Linked DNA regions of Homo sapiens: region 1 is linked to region 2. Evidence: chromatin contacts called from ENCODE Hi-C or POLR2A ChIA-PET data. All regions are on one chromosome and are shown on one strand. The core of a region is the stretch at or near the end of the contact, and the rest is flanking DNA. Distances in the headings are between cores, read along the strand shown.

What was found. Hi-C counts contacts between places; a loop is a spot of excess contacts on that map. ChIA-PET counts read pairs that join two places held with the same protein, here RNA polymerase II (POLR2A). Pooled maps may share reads with other maps.
Region 1: a loop to region 2 is called in a pooled map, with 2.8 times the contacts of the local background. The contact joins the promoter of GPRC5B here to the promoter of ITPRIPL2 in region 2. A Hi-C loop is called at or near these places in 5 of 50 pooled maps. POLR2A ChIA-PET finds 5 or more read pairs at or near these places in 2 of 52 experiments (GM10248 and PC-9).

Annotation. Positions count from the first base shown.
Region 1 is chr16:19,880,561-19,887,228 of GRCh38, reverse strand. GPRC5B (G protein-coupled receptor class C group 5 member B) reads left to right here and starts at 2,381. Exons shown (of 4, transcript NM_016235.3): 1 at 2,381-2,502. RefSeq lists a silencer at 1,828-2,122 and enhancers at 3,638-4,368, 4,369-5,098, 5,099-5,830, 5,831-6,560, 6,561-6,668.
Region 2 is chr16:19,112,114-19,119,151 of GRCh38, reverse strand. ITPRIPL2 (ITPRIP like 2) reads right to left here and starts at 5,188. Exons shown (of 1, transcript NM_001034841.4): 1 at 1-5,188. The coding sequence starts at 4,690. The coding sequence ends at 3,083. RefSeq lists silencers at 4,627-4,996, 5,087-5,186.

The DNA.
Region 1 (6,668 bases), core at 1,132-3,631, 770 kb before region 2:
CAAAGTGAACTGGGCACTTGAGAGCCTGACATGGCTCCCTGGACCTCCTGGAGCCATTCTCTCCAAGGCTGGAGACCCAGTGAACTCTCCTGGGAGGTGAGGTTCCTCTGTGACAATGTCTGACCTGACAGCAAATGACACCAGTCTAACCATTGGTGGATAATATGGCCTGCAGAGCCAGATGGCCTGGATTGGATTTTGTCTTTGCCAACCGTCTAACCCCGGGGCAGTACTTAACCCCTCTTGGCCTCAGTGTCTCCATCTGTAAAACAGGGAGAATAACAGTCTCTGGCCTAAAGGGTAACTGGGAGGATTAAATGAATTAAAGAATTTAAAACACTTAGAATAGCTCCTGGCACACAGAAAGCACTATGTACTCAGCTATTATTGTTATTATTATCATCCATGGGTGTTTGAACTTTTTGGAGGGAAGGAATGCACCTGCCACTCAATGTCCTCCTTCATTTTCACTCTGTGCTCCCTGTGGTATCATCACCCAAAGTGAAACTGACCATCACAGTCAGGGTCCTCTGTAAAACAAGTGGGAAAGGGAATATAACCGTAACTGCAATGTTAATCAGCTCATATTAAGGATTTTCCACATGCCAGACCCTGCGTGAAGCACTTTATATGTTAGCACGTGTTAGACCTTCACAACAACCCCAATAGGCATGTGCGATGAAAAAGATCTCCATTTTGCAGACGTTGAGGACATGTGGCTCACGAAAGTGAACTTGCCCACGTTGACAAAAGGATCTCGGCGTCAGTTCCAAGAGCTGCCACCAGGTGACAGTGCCCATCCACTTTCCAATTGCGCAGTCTGGCGGGAACACACTTTGGGTCGTCCCGCAAACATTTAATGAGCGCCTACTGTGCCTGGAACTGTTCTGGGCTCTGAGGATCCATGCAAATAAACCAGGAGTGGGGCGAAAAACTGCCATTATGGTTCTTCCTTTCCATTTTCCCTTGAATATAATAAAAGGTATCCCAGAGATGCGTGCCCAAGGGGGATGTGGCCTAACCGGACCGGAACTGGGAGGCTGGCAGGGAGGGATGGGAGTATCTGGAAGGGCCACGGTCCCCAAAGATCAGGGGCTGCCACTATTCCCAGAAGGAGGTGTTCTGCATCTCCCCTTCCTGCAGCCCCCGGGAGAGGGGAGCAGGGGTCCGTCCTATCCCTTTTGGTCTTATGTGGCTGGGATGGTTGCGGCGACGGGGGTAGAGATTGGGGGGCGCACCGCGGAGGGAGAAAGGAAATCTCACCCTGAGAATCTGGAGTGCAGGGAAGGGATGCTGCTCAAAGGTCTGTTTCTGGCTTTGGCGGGGGGCCACCTGAGACTGCCAGGGTTTGATGGTCTGAAGGTCACCCAGGGAACCAGCCCCATATGGGGTGCCGGAGCGCAGCTCCCAGGCCTGGTCGAAGCAATGCGACCTCGGAGAGGCCTGAGGACTAGGACGGGGTGAGGGGGACTCAGAGACGGCTGCCCCGGACCCCTCCTTCAAGCAGGTCCCACGGCCGCCCAGCGGACACGCGTCCGGGCTGTGCCCTGACCGTCTGCGGAGCGCACGGCCAGTGGCCCGGGCCGCTGAGTGTGTGAGCCCTGAAGGGCAGTGGACATGTGCGTACGTGGGTGATGTGTGCGGTAGGGGTGGTGGCGATCCTGCGTAGGGACCCACGTGAGGGGTGCACCGACTGGACGTGTGTGTTTCGAGGGGCCAAGGAAGCGGGTGTTGGTCCCAGTGTGCGTAAACGGACAACGACATCTGGGAGTTGGGCAGTGAGGAGAGAGAAGAGTGTGTCCAGGAGGAACCTGCCTGGAGGAGGCCTAGCGGTGTGTGTGCGCCTAGGTGTATACCGGGGCGTTGGTGACTTCGAGAGGCACCGGGCGGGATCGATCCTCTCTGCGTCCTGGACCTGGTGCTGGTGTGTTTCGGGGAAGTTACTGCTTATGAACCCCCCTTGGAGCGTGGCCTGGGGGCAGGAAGGCTTCCGCGCTGGGACCCCTGGGTCGCGATACCTCCCTCGGTAAGTGTATTGGCTAGGGGAGTGTTCCCGCAAATGGATCTACCCTGGGGAGTTGCCCGGCTCGTCTGGACTGCTTACGGGCGCACTGACGTTGTGGGGGGAATGTCCCCGAATTGGGGGCACGAGGTCGGGGGAATCGTCTCTGAGATCCGGGCTAGAAGCTACGAGCTTGGGCTCCGGGGGTGCATGCAGACGGCGCCTAGCCCCGCGCGGAACCGCCGGCGGGACCGGGGGTGGGGCTCGGAGGCCCGGGGGCGGGGCCGGCCGGGGGCGGGGGCGGGGGCGGGGCCGCGGCCGCTGCAGCAGCGCGGGCCGGGCCAGGGGGCGCCTCGCGCGGCAGCGACTCTGGCAGGCGCTGCAGTGAAGCTGGACCCGCAGGCGGGCGTGCGTGGAGCGGGGGCCGCGGCCGCGCCGCAGAGATGTGACTCGGGCCGAAGGCCAGCTGGAGCGTCGGCGCTGCGGGGCCGCGGGGGTCGGTAAGTGCGAGCTGCGCCGATGCAGTGGAGGACGCTGTGGGGACCCCAGAAACTTTTCCCGCCGTGGATTTGGGAGAATTGGGGGGTCCGCTTCTTGTGTTTTTCTAAGCGCCCCCCCAACCCAAGCCAGGGAGTTTATTGCTGGGGGAGATGTGGAATCTGGGCGAGGGGAACCACGGTGCGACGAGAGCAGAGCCGTAGAGGGGTGGGCGGGGGAGGGGAGGATCTGGGGACCTTTACGGGGGGAGGGAGACTGTGCCCGGACCAGGTAGAGATCCAAGTCTCCCAGGAGGGTGTGGGGGCGACCACAGGTGAAGGGCAGCTGGGAGGGTAAAGGAGCCCAGCCGTGTCCTAGTGACTCGTCATGTGTGAGGAGCTGCGGGCTGGTCCTGGGGCCGCGTTGGGGGCTGACTGTGGACAGGGCAGACGCAGCCGGGGGCACAAGGGCTGGACTTTGGGGGTGAACAGCCGCACCTGTCGCGGGGGCTGGGGGTCAAGCCCGCAGCCGGCTTGAGTGCGCATTACTCAGCAAGGGGAGGGGGGGACACGGCGGTGGGAGATGGCAGAGCTGAGACCTGGGCTGGGGACGAATGACGGGGAGGGGTGGGGAGGAGGGGGCGGCTGCATACAATGGCGGGGGGGGCAGTGGCGTTTCCCTTCCAGACAGGGGGCACTTGGACCTCTGGAAGAGGCGGCTAGGCTGGAGATAAGGACTAGACCTGTTCTCGGTCCCCTCTCCTTGGGGGACACAGGCTTCCAGCCCCACAAGGACCCCACACATCCCGGGGTCCCTAGCGCTTAGGCCGAAAAGGGAGCGCGCGGGAGGAGCCCGCACCCGCCTTGGCCCCGGGCAGCCGGTTGAACAGCCTGGGAAGGGGCCAACGACCTTGCCCCAGAAATCTCCCCCGTGCAGCGGGTTCACTCCTCCGTCCTTGCTCTGTCACACCCAGGCCTAGCCAGTCCTCCCTTTCCGTCCCCCGTTCGCTAAGGGGGCGGCTCCTTGGAGCGCGGACAAAGGCCCCTGGAGTGTGGCGGGCAGCGGCGTCCCCGCCTGGGGCCCCAGCCCACGCGCCACATTGGCCGCCCAACTGCACCAGGCCGGGGGGCACCTGAACAGAGCCCAGAAAGCCCTGGGGGACCCCGCAAAGACAAGAGAAGTGGGGGAGGGATCTGGCACAAAAACCCCGGCACTTCAGCCAAGGAACCTTCTTAATTCAGAAGTTTCTTCGGTGGGGACTCGGGCTTGCGGAGGATCCAGGCTTTGAGTTAAACTGCATGCAAATGACATGTAAATAGAATGCAAATTGGCATCTGTCGTTTGGAAGCCCTCCCGGCCAGTTTGGTATCTAAGACTGTGGAGTGAACAGTTTGCTATCTGCTCCCTGCTCTAAGCCTGGAAAGGGGTCAGCTGAGTTGGGAAGGGAAGGAGATTCCAGGAGGAAGGAGCCGCCATTTGGGGGCACAGGCAGCAAGACAGGCAGTTTTGTTAGAAAGATAAACTCAGAATCTTTACTGGATTAATATGTTATTTCAAGAAACGTGCCAGGGACAGAACTGGGTGCCTTGTATAAAACGGACAAAACCCCTGCTCTCCCGGGGCTGGGGAAGTGAGTGGACAAACATTAAACAAACCCATAGCAAATGGCTATGAAATCCGATTGGGGTGAGGACGGCCAGGAAAATAAGATGGGGTGATGTAAAAGAAGGTGACAGGGGTGTATGTACCTGAGATGACTGTTCCGGGAGTGACATTTGAGTGGAGCCCAGCTAGAAGAGGGGCCCTCCGCTGGGAGGTCTTGGAGGAAGACTGAACCAGGAGGAAGGCACTGTGCCTGCAAAAGCTTGGAGGTGGGAATGAGCTTAGAGGAACTGAACAAAGGCCATTGTGGCTGGAGCTGTAGGCAGATTTGGGGGTGGGGATAGGGGAATGGTAGGGACCAGCCAGATCATGATCTTTTGGGTCATGGAAAGGAGTTTAGGGTTTATTCTGTTTGGACCAGTGAACCCTTGGAGGGTTTTGAGTGGGAGGCCATGGGATCTGATTTGTAGAAGCTCCCCTGACGTTGACAAGGAAATGGAAAATAGCCCCCCTTTCCATTCTGCCCATGGGGATAGAGAGACGCTGGGAGCCTCCAAGGGGCTCTGTCCAGCCTTGGGGGACCGCTTTGAGCCTAGCCAGCCACTGCAAGCCAACTGGAGGAGCAGCTCAGGTTTTAAAATCCACTCCCTGCTTTCATACAGTTTTTATCCACTCTAACGGAGCCCCCCGGAGCCCACGGCCCCGTAAGCACTTTCTCGCAGAGCTTCCTGGGGGTTCCGCTTAGTCACATTTTCTTCTCGGAATTACAGCCTGAGAGGAACCAACCACTGTGGATCGGGCAGCCAAGGATGCAATTTGCATTTCAATGATTGCTTTTATTTACAGGACTGGAGCTGCTTTGCATATTCATGGATCACAGAGCTTGTGTTCTTGCAACCCTGTTTACTAACCTATGAGGATTTTTTAATTTGAGAGCCCTCAAATGGGCCAGTGGTCTAGTCAGCATTGGGAAATGAAGATGATGAGATCCTGTAACTCGGAAAAGATATCAGAGGGTGAGAATTGGGGGTGTGGGAAAGAGCGGGTCTGAAGTCAGGAAACCTTGTAACAGTTTAATCCTGCAGAGCAGGAAATGGACCAGAGGCTCCAGCAGGAGTGAGTTGGGACAGACTATGATGCTGGGGTGCATGGGGATCTGGCTCTGCAGCCCCATCCTGAGCCTCTGCCACACGTGAGGGATTCAGAACAGGGATGCAGCAGAAACGCCTTGAGGTCAGGAGCTGGGAGAAATGGGGGCTAGTCCCAGGCCAGCCTGTAAATTCCAGTGAACCTCTGGCCAATTTTCCTGACGTCTCTGCCTTCATTTTCGCAACAGGAAAATGGGAATCATGATTGTCTTTCTTTTTTGAGACAGTTTAACTCTGTCGCCCAGGCTGGAGTGCAGTGGCGCAATCTCGGCTCACTGCTAACTCCGCCTCCCGGTTTCAAGAGATCCTCCTGCCTCAGCCTCCCAAGTATCTGGGATTACAGGTGTGCACCACCACGCCCGGCTTATTTTTGTATTTGTAATAGAGACAGGGTTTCACCATGTTGGCCAGGCTGGTTTCAAACTCCTGTCCTCAAGTGATCTGCCCACCCCAGCCTCCTAAAGTGCTGGGATTACAGGCATGAGCCACCGCGCCTGGCCATGATTGACTTTTTAACAAGCAATTCACTAAAAAGCTGTTGCTTCCTCTGTGTCGGGCACCAAACCTGACTTTTCTTTTCTTGTTGTATTTATTTATAATAGAGACAGTCTTGCTACGTTGCCCAGGCTGGTCTTGAACTCCCTTCCTCAAGCAATCTCCTGCCTCCCATAGTGCTGGGATTACAGGCATGAGCCATCACGCCTGGCCCAGACTATTTTTCACGTACTTCTCACACCAGCCTTGTAAGGCAGCGCTATCATTATCCCCATTTTACAGATGAAGAGACCGAGGTTCAGAGAGGTTAAGTAATGCCCAGTGTCATATAGCTCTGTCTGACTCCCCTCTTCTGGCCTGCCTCCCACTGAGGCCTTTCAGCCTGATGGGAGAGTGAACTGTGTACCCGTATTCATGTGGGTACTGGGCACTGAACTATTAAATATGCACAGGGCTCGGAAATCCACTCCCACCCCACCTGCTCATTTTGTCTTTCCCTTCTGTGTTCCAGTGCCTACCGCCATCTTTAGAGAAGGTAGGTTAAGATGCCACTGCCCTGCTAGACACTCGGAGGGGACATGGCTGGGGTCGAGGGGACATGGCTGGGGTCGAGGGGACACAGGGTGGAGCCGTGCTGGTAGCAGCTGGGGCAAGGCCAGTAAGAATGTTCTAGAATGGTTTTGTACATTTCATGTCTCCTTTCCCGTGAGTGAAAGGGAAGATGAGGATGCTGGTTCCCAAGAGAATGGCTGGTGTCTGCTCTCTGGGTGTCCTGGGTCTGACTCCGCAAGAGAGATGCCTGGTTTCAGGGCACCCCAAGGTCCTCTGGCCTAGGTTCTACCTCCACAGCGAGGCTCTCACTTACAGCACCTGCTGCAGGTTGCAGAAGAGTGTGGGAGTCCCCAGGGCCAACCACCCCAAGAGGGTCTCCCCTTCACACCACC
Region 2 (7,038 bases), core at 3,939-6,438:
CGCTCAGCCCACGATCATTCCAGGAAGGCTCCCAAGACTGGTCAGTGGGAGTTACCAAAGGGTGTCTCGCCACAAAATGACTGAGTCATCTTCCCCAGAAACATTTTCCTCCAGCACTGGCTGGACAACTAATTTTTTCTTTTTGCTGTTGTTACTGTGGAACTTCTTGCATGAGAATATTTGCATATATGAATCTCCAGTACCAAGCATACACCAAAAATGTGTACATTTCAGATGAAGGACATAACAGAGCCCTAATAAAATACAGAATTGAGCTTAATTTAACTGTCTTGGGCAACCATCATGCCTGGCTAATATGCCATATTATTTCCGTTGTACACAGTACATGTTTTGGTTTACTAAACATTGATCAAAATTGATCGAAATCTCTAAGTTTTGGTTACCATGTACAGAGAACAATTGCTCAGCATGGCATTTAAATAAAACAGTAATATTTTAAAAATTCACAAATACAATGCACAATTTATTTTAAAAAAATAAAATTTAAAAACCTTGAGGATGGATGAGGCTTTGGGTAATTAACCTGAAAAACAAAACTAACAAAAAACTACAAGAACAGTATGTTACCAGATTTATACTTTAAAACACTATTAAAAGAGGAACTCACTGACACTGCTAGAAATATTTCTAAAATTCAGCTTTTTAAAGCTTTTTTTTTTTTTTTTTGAGACGGAGTCTCGCTCGGTCACCCAGGCTGGAGTGCAGTGGTGTGATCTTGGCTCTCTGCAACCTTCACCTCCCGGGTTCAAGTGATTCTCCTGCCTTAGCCTCCCGAGTATCTGGGATTACAGGCGCCCGCCACCACGCCCAGCTAATTTTTGTATTTTTTAGTAGAGACAGAGTTTCACTATGTTGGCTAGGCTGGTCTTGAACTCCTGACCTCAGGTGATCCGCCCACCTCGCCTCCCAAAGTGCTGGGATTACAGGCGTGAGCCACCACGCCCAGCCTTAAAGCTTTATAATCCTTCCAACCCTTGATGTCCCCCACTGTAGTAAACAATGAGTACAGAGGAAGTTGTGGTTGAGTATGGAAATATATATATATATAAAATATGTATACATATATATATATATAAGATCTACTCTTGGCATTTATTTTAAAAACTAATTTTAAAAAATACCGTGCAGTTTCTATCTTTGCATAAAGTTAGCAGACTGACTTCTTTGCACAATGCAGTACCTTATGACCCAACATTGACCTCAAAAGCTAGGAATGACCTTTGCGGGGAACTGTCCCCAAGACAACCTCAAAGAGACAGCACAACATTTGCAGCTGTTTCTCTTTCAGCCCAAGGTCGCAAAGGATATAAGAAGCCAATGCAGCTTGGAGGAGAAGGATTCCTGTAAATCACTCACTATGATTTCCCACAGCAGGCAAGTGGATCCCCTAAAGAAAGAAGGCTTATAGAGTTCCCTCAAAAGAGCTCAGAACTTCAACAATGATTCTATTCACATAGGCATTTCTGTCTTCCAAATTTTAGCTTTAAGAGTCTGAGGAAGTACATGTTTTTATTTAGAAAACAAAAAAATCCCAATTTGTAACACTTGGACTGGCTGCATTTCCAATCAGGCAAGCAGATGAGGGGCCATGCTGAACTTAAACTGCAATTGAGGACTGTTATAAATTTGGGAGAACAAGGAAGAATTCCAGGACCGGCTCCTCCCAGCTGCAAAATACACCCAACCTGGTGATACTGACACCTAAAGAGAAAAGAGACAGACTGCCGTCAAGGGCTGTCTCCCTTGCTCTTTTCCTAATTTGTCTCCTCTGCCCACGACCAGGGAGTAACTGATCTTCAAGCACAGAGCCCAAGATACTGAACTATAAGTGAAATGTTTTGCAAGACCTGTGCTGAATCAACAGGTCTCTTGGACCACGTAAGACTGCCTGGACAAGGAAGAACCATCAATGGTTAGAGACCCAGCACAAACCACATGCTAAGCAGCAGGCATTTCCTCTTCATTAGCTCATTAAGCTCAGAAAGAAATCTCTTTGTGAAGGAGTTTGCTAAAAACCTTAAAACAAAAAAGTTTTCTGTCTCCAGCCAGCAGCCAGCCTTGGAGAAACACCTTTACAGGCAAAGCCTAAAACACATCTTTCTCCAAAGCCAACATGTTTTATGCCTTCACCAGTGTTGTCTTGAATATGTATTTGGTTGCTACTTTGGTTCCAGACATCTCTGGCTGGTAGTAGGTAGTTTAATGAATGGATGTTGACGGACAGGTACATATCCCAGCTTGTGGCCTGCGGCGATGTTAGTTAGGCAAGCATGCTGGCTGCTTTTCAAGGTTGTACATTTAATAATAAATATAACTGGCTTCCCTTTCAGATGCAATGCTTGGTGCTAGCAATTACCACAAAATGAGTGAATTGATCAATATAAAGTGCTATTTTCTCTGGAAGCTTCTCTAACCAACTCTCGATTGCCTTTCCATCTATGTGACTTAACTTGTTGACAATCTTGTCAAACACCTGTGATTGCACCATTTTAAAAATACATTAATATTAATTTGAACAGTGGAAATTATGTTCCTCTAAACATTAGCCCCTAAAATAGAACTTCAATTCCAGTTGCAAATAAAGATTCAGATTTTTCTTTTTAAAGACAATCAGGAACCCAGTACCTAGCAAGTAATTGTGTCAAAAACTTTAGTGTTTTGTTTTGTTTTTTTTTAATTTGGGCAGAGAGATCTGTGTCTAAAAACCGACAGAAGGAACTTTCCCTGCAGCTAGTTCTTGCTTCTTCTACTGGACTTCTCTAAAAGCCACATCCTTCTACAGAATCCGTCTACACAGAACAATATTTGAACCAATTCTTGGGTCTCCTGTTGGATGTCTTCCCATGGTTTGCCCAGGACACTCTAGTGGGTGTGAAGATGTCATATTATACTGGACTGTGAAGCGAGAAGGTGATATTTAAGCCACTAAAGCTTGTGGCAGCCACCAAATTTTCCAATGCCTTCTGCAATCTTGCATTTAACTGGCTTCACCGCCATTCCCACCCCCACCCAGTGGGAAAGGCTTTAGGAGCATTTGGTCAGGTGGGGGTGCTGTCAGGGTTTACGGTTCACCTTCAAGGAAGCCCTGGGTGCGCTGACTCCGGGGTGGGGGGCACCTGGCAAGGTAGCGGGGACCCCCGTAGGCCCGGAGAAGCTGGGGCAGCCTTTGCCACGTGGACAGCAACCGCGCTGCTGCAAGTTCCCGGGCGTGCCCGTCGAAAGCGGCCAGGAGGTCAACTGGGGCGGCTTCCCTCAGTGCCTTGGGCAGGGGACCCACCTCGGCAGCCGCCCCACCAGGGCCCAGGACGCAGTGGAAGAGCGTATGGCGTCGCAGCAGGCAGTCCCTAAGGAACTGCACCAACTCCTCCAAACACCTTCCCAGGTGCTCCTCGTCCCAGCCTTGCCCAGGGGCCCCCTTGCGCAGCAGCACTGCCAGCAGCACTGTCTTGAGCACATATGAGGATAGGATGCGTCCCCACTGGGTGGCGGCCGCTGAGTCCAGCCCACGGGCCCCCAGATCGCGCAGAGCCTTAAGCAACTGCAGGCACTTGAGGTAGCAGGCACCTGGAGCTGCCCGTTCCTGCAGCCAACTCAGCAGCTTCTGCTCCTGGCGTGCTGTGTTCACACCCCACAGTGCCTCCGCACGCAGGCCCTCAGGGAGCTCCAACAGGGGCGCGCTGGGCAAGGGTGGCGGTGGTGGCGCCACAAGGAAGACCCCATCTCCCAGATGGACAGCGGGGATGAGACGCACAGCCATAGAAAGGCGGCAGCAGCCGTAGTCAGTGCGGCAGGGCAAGATGTGTAAGGTGGGGGGCTGTTCCAGGCCACCTGGGGTCAAGGTGACCCGACAGCGCCCCTCCAGGCTGTAACGCACAGTGGCCAAGGAGCGCTGCAGATGCGACTGGAACCAGCGCAGCACCAGAGTAGCAGAGAGGTGACGCCGCCCGCGCACATCCACGCAGAAGGCATCAGCAAAGGGTTTGCAGTCCCGAAGCCAGTGGCCCCCCGAGGCCCCCGATGGTGAGGGTGGTGCCTTGAGGGCGCACAAGAAGCAGCCGCGGAAGGCCGGGGCCAGCGCTGGCTCCTCGCCCAGGCTCCGTGGCTCCAGCGCCACAAGCGGCGGGAGGCGCAGTGGCACCAGCACGTCGAAGCTGTCGGGCCGGCGGATTTTATGTTGCTCGTAGGCGCTGCCCACCTGGATGAAGTCTCCGCGGAAGGCCAAGGCCAGCGCTCCCCCAGGAATGAGACCGGGGGACCCCCGGGCGCGGCCAGCCCGCACCAGCTCGCCCACGATCCGGCTCACGTGCGCCTTGCTGTGGCCCAACACGTGCGGAGACAGGCGCACCTCATGCTCGTAGTAACTCTCCAGCAGGATGCTGAGGCCCGGCTCTCGGAAGTGTCTCGAGGAGAAGGCGGCGTGACCCTCCAGACGGGGAGACCCGGGCAGGAAGCGCTGCCGGACAGCGTGGCGACAGCGCAGGAGGACATAGCTGAGGAGGAGCAGGACGGCCACCTTAAGCAACGGGAAGCCGCCATCCACGCCGTCGGCGGGCTCGGCCCGGGCGCCCCCGCTTCCCCGCAGGACATGGTAGAGGCACACCAGGGCGGTGCACAGGCCGGTCACCAGGGGCCAGAAGACGCGTAGATTGAGGGTGTAGTGCACCGACATGCCGGGCGCCCGGGGCGGCGGTGGCCGAGCAGCCCAGGGGGCAAGCCCCGGCGGCGACCCAAGCCCAGCATGCGCACAGCGCCCGGGCAGCCCCGCTGTCCCCGTCTCCTCCTCCGCGGCGGCTTCCCGAACGCAGGCCCGAGGGAGGCCGCCCTCCAGCTCGGCCTCCTCTCCCAGCTCAAGTGTTCCTTCCAGCTGCGGCCCGCCCTGCGCTCTCGGGCCCCGGGCCGCGCCCTGCCCCGGCTGCGCGCTGAGTCCGGCCCAGCGGCCCTCCCCGCCCGGCGCCCCCGCGCGCCGCCGTCGGCCAGCTTCTGGCCCGGCCTGGCTCGCCTCCTACCCTGGGCGGCCCTCCTGGCTCTCCCGCCGCTCCTCTCCGCGCCTGACCCTGTTACTCGGACCCCGGGAGTTTCCTCTTCCGAGGGGGAGGCGAGGCCGCGCCAGCTAGCGGGGAGGAAATGCCGGAGTCTGGAGCCGAGCGTGGAGCTGGCGAGCCGGGTCGGCCCCCTCCCGGGCCTCCGCCTTAAAGCGACGCGGGGCGGCGGGAGGGACTTCAGGACGCTCTTGGAACTGGCCTCCCGCGGCCCACCCCCATCCTCCCTCCCCGAAGGCAGAATTGGGAAGGCCCTGATTCCGGGGCGGTAGCTTCGTCCAGGGAGCCTCTGGAGTTGCGCTCCCTTGAAGTTATACTGGGACGTTGAAAAGGAGAAAAGGGCGCACAGCCAGACTGTCCAGTCCTCCCCACCCCCACCGCACAAGCTGCGGTGGCGTGGCAGGCCCTGGCACAGGAGTGGCCCTTGCCGTCTGCCGCAGTCGTCTGTTCAAACCAGTATTCACCGAGCACCTACCATGTGCCAGGTCGGAGCCACAGTGCTGGGGAAATCATAGTTGACAAGATGGACAAGGTTTCTGTCCTTCGTGAAGCTTACAGCCTTGTAAAAATGGGAATCAAAAAAGGAAGGGGCTGGGCGCAGTGTCTCACGCCTGTAATCCCAGCACTTTGAGAGGCCGAAGTGGGCGGATCATTTAAGGTCAGTAGTTCGAGACTAGCCTGGCCAACATGGTGAGACCCCCCCCCCCGCCCCCCATCTCTACTAAAAATACAAAAATTAGCCAGGCGTAGTGGCACGCGCCTGTAATCCCAGCTGTTCGGGAGGTTCAGGCAGGAGAATCGCTTGAATCCGGGAGGCGGAGGCTGCCGTGAGCCGAGATCGCGCCACTGTACTCCAGCCTGGGTGACAGAGTGAGACTCCGTCTCAAAAAAAAAAAAAAAAAAAAAAAAAGTGGGGGGAAGGATTCCACAGCAAGAAAACGCTCTAAAATAAACAAAAGTGCCCGAGGGAGTGAGAAGGTGCTGGCTACCCTGTGGAAACCAGAGGATGACAGGGGTGACATTTGGCCTGAGACTTCATCGGAACATGCTGGTTCACCCCTGTAATCCCAGCACTTTGGGAAGCCGAGGCGGCGAGAAGATCGCTTGAGTGAGGCCAGGAATTCGAGGCTGCAGTGAGCTATGATAGCATCATTGCACTCCAGCCTGAGTGACAGAGCAAGACTCTTGTCTCTGAAAAAATAAAATAAATAAAATGAAATGAAATTAAAATAAAATTATTTTCCCAGTGGAGGAAAGGGGCACAAACAGGTTCAGCTCAGGCAGGTTCAGCTGCCCCCCTTCCCCCCTCCCCCACAAGGTTACACAGCCTTTGTAGAGCTGGGCAGAAACCAAGGGGTGGAACTCCCAGGAGGGGGCCCAGGGAAGGTCTCTTCCTCATCTGCTGGGAATTTTGGGGGTCCTTTGTCTGGGTCTACATTGGAACCTCAGTCCTAGGAAGCTTGTTTTGTTTCATAACAGGGAGCACTTCCTGAAATAATCTGATCTATTTAAATAATTGTCTTTCTTTATTCACACTCATTACACCTTCTTTGCTGGCACTGACCTTTAAAGAGAGCAAGGGTGAATATATTAAAACATGTTAGAACCCAGCTGCCACCTGGGAACCAGGACTCAAAAGATGGCTTCTGGGTTGTTCCCAGTAAATCCTAAATTGGGCCCCTGAGAGCTAAGCAGATCTGCCTTCAGATCCCATCTACTAATATTAGCTATGAGATCATCATCTACCAGTCAAGATTCTTAGGTTTGCAAGTGACAGAAACACAGCTCCAACTGGCTTAAGTGCACGCACGCATAGACACACACACACACACACATTATTGTATCATGTTAACTGAGATCCATGAGGGGATTTCAGGTACAGCTGAATCTAGGTGCCTCAATGCTATGCAGACCTGTTCTCCCTTCACTTCTTAGCTCTCTGCTTTTTAAGTGGGCTGTCCTCCCCACAGGTCCTCCA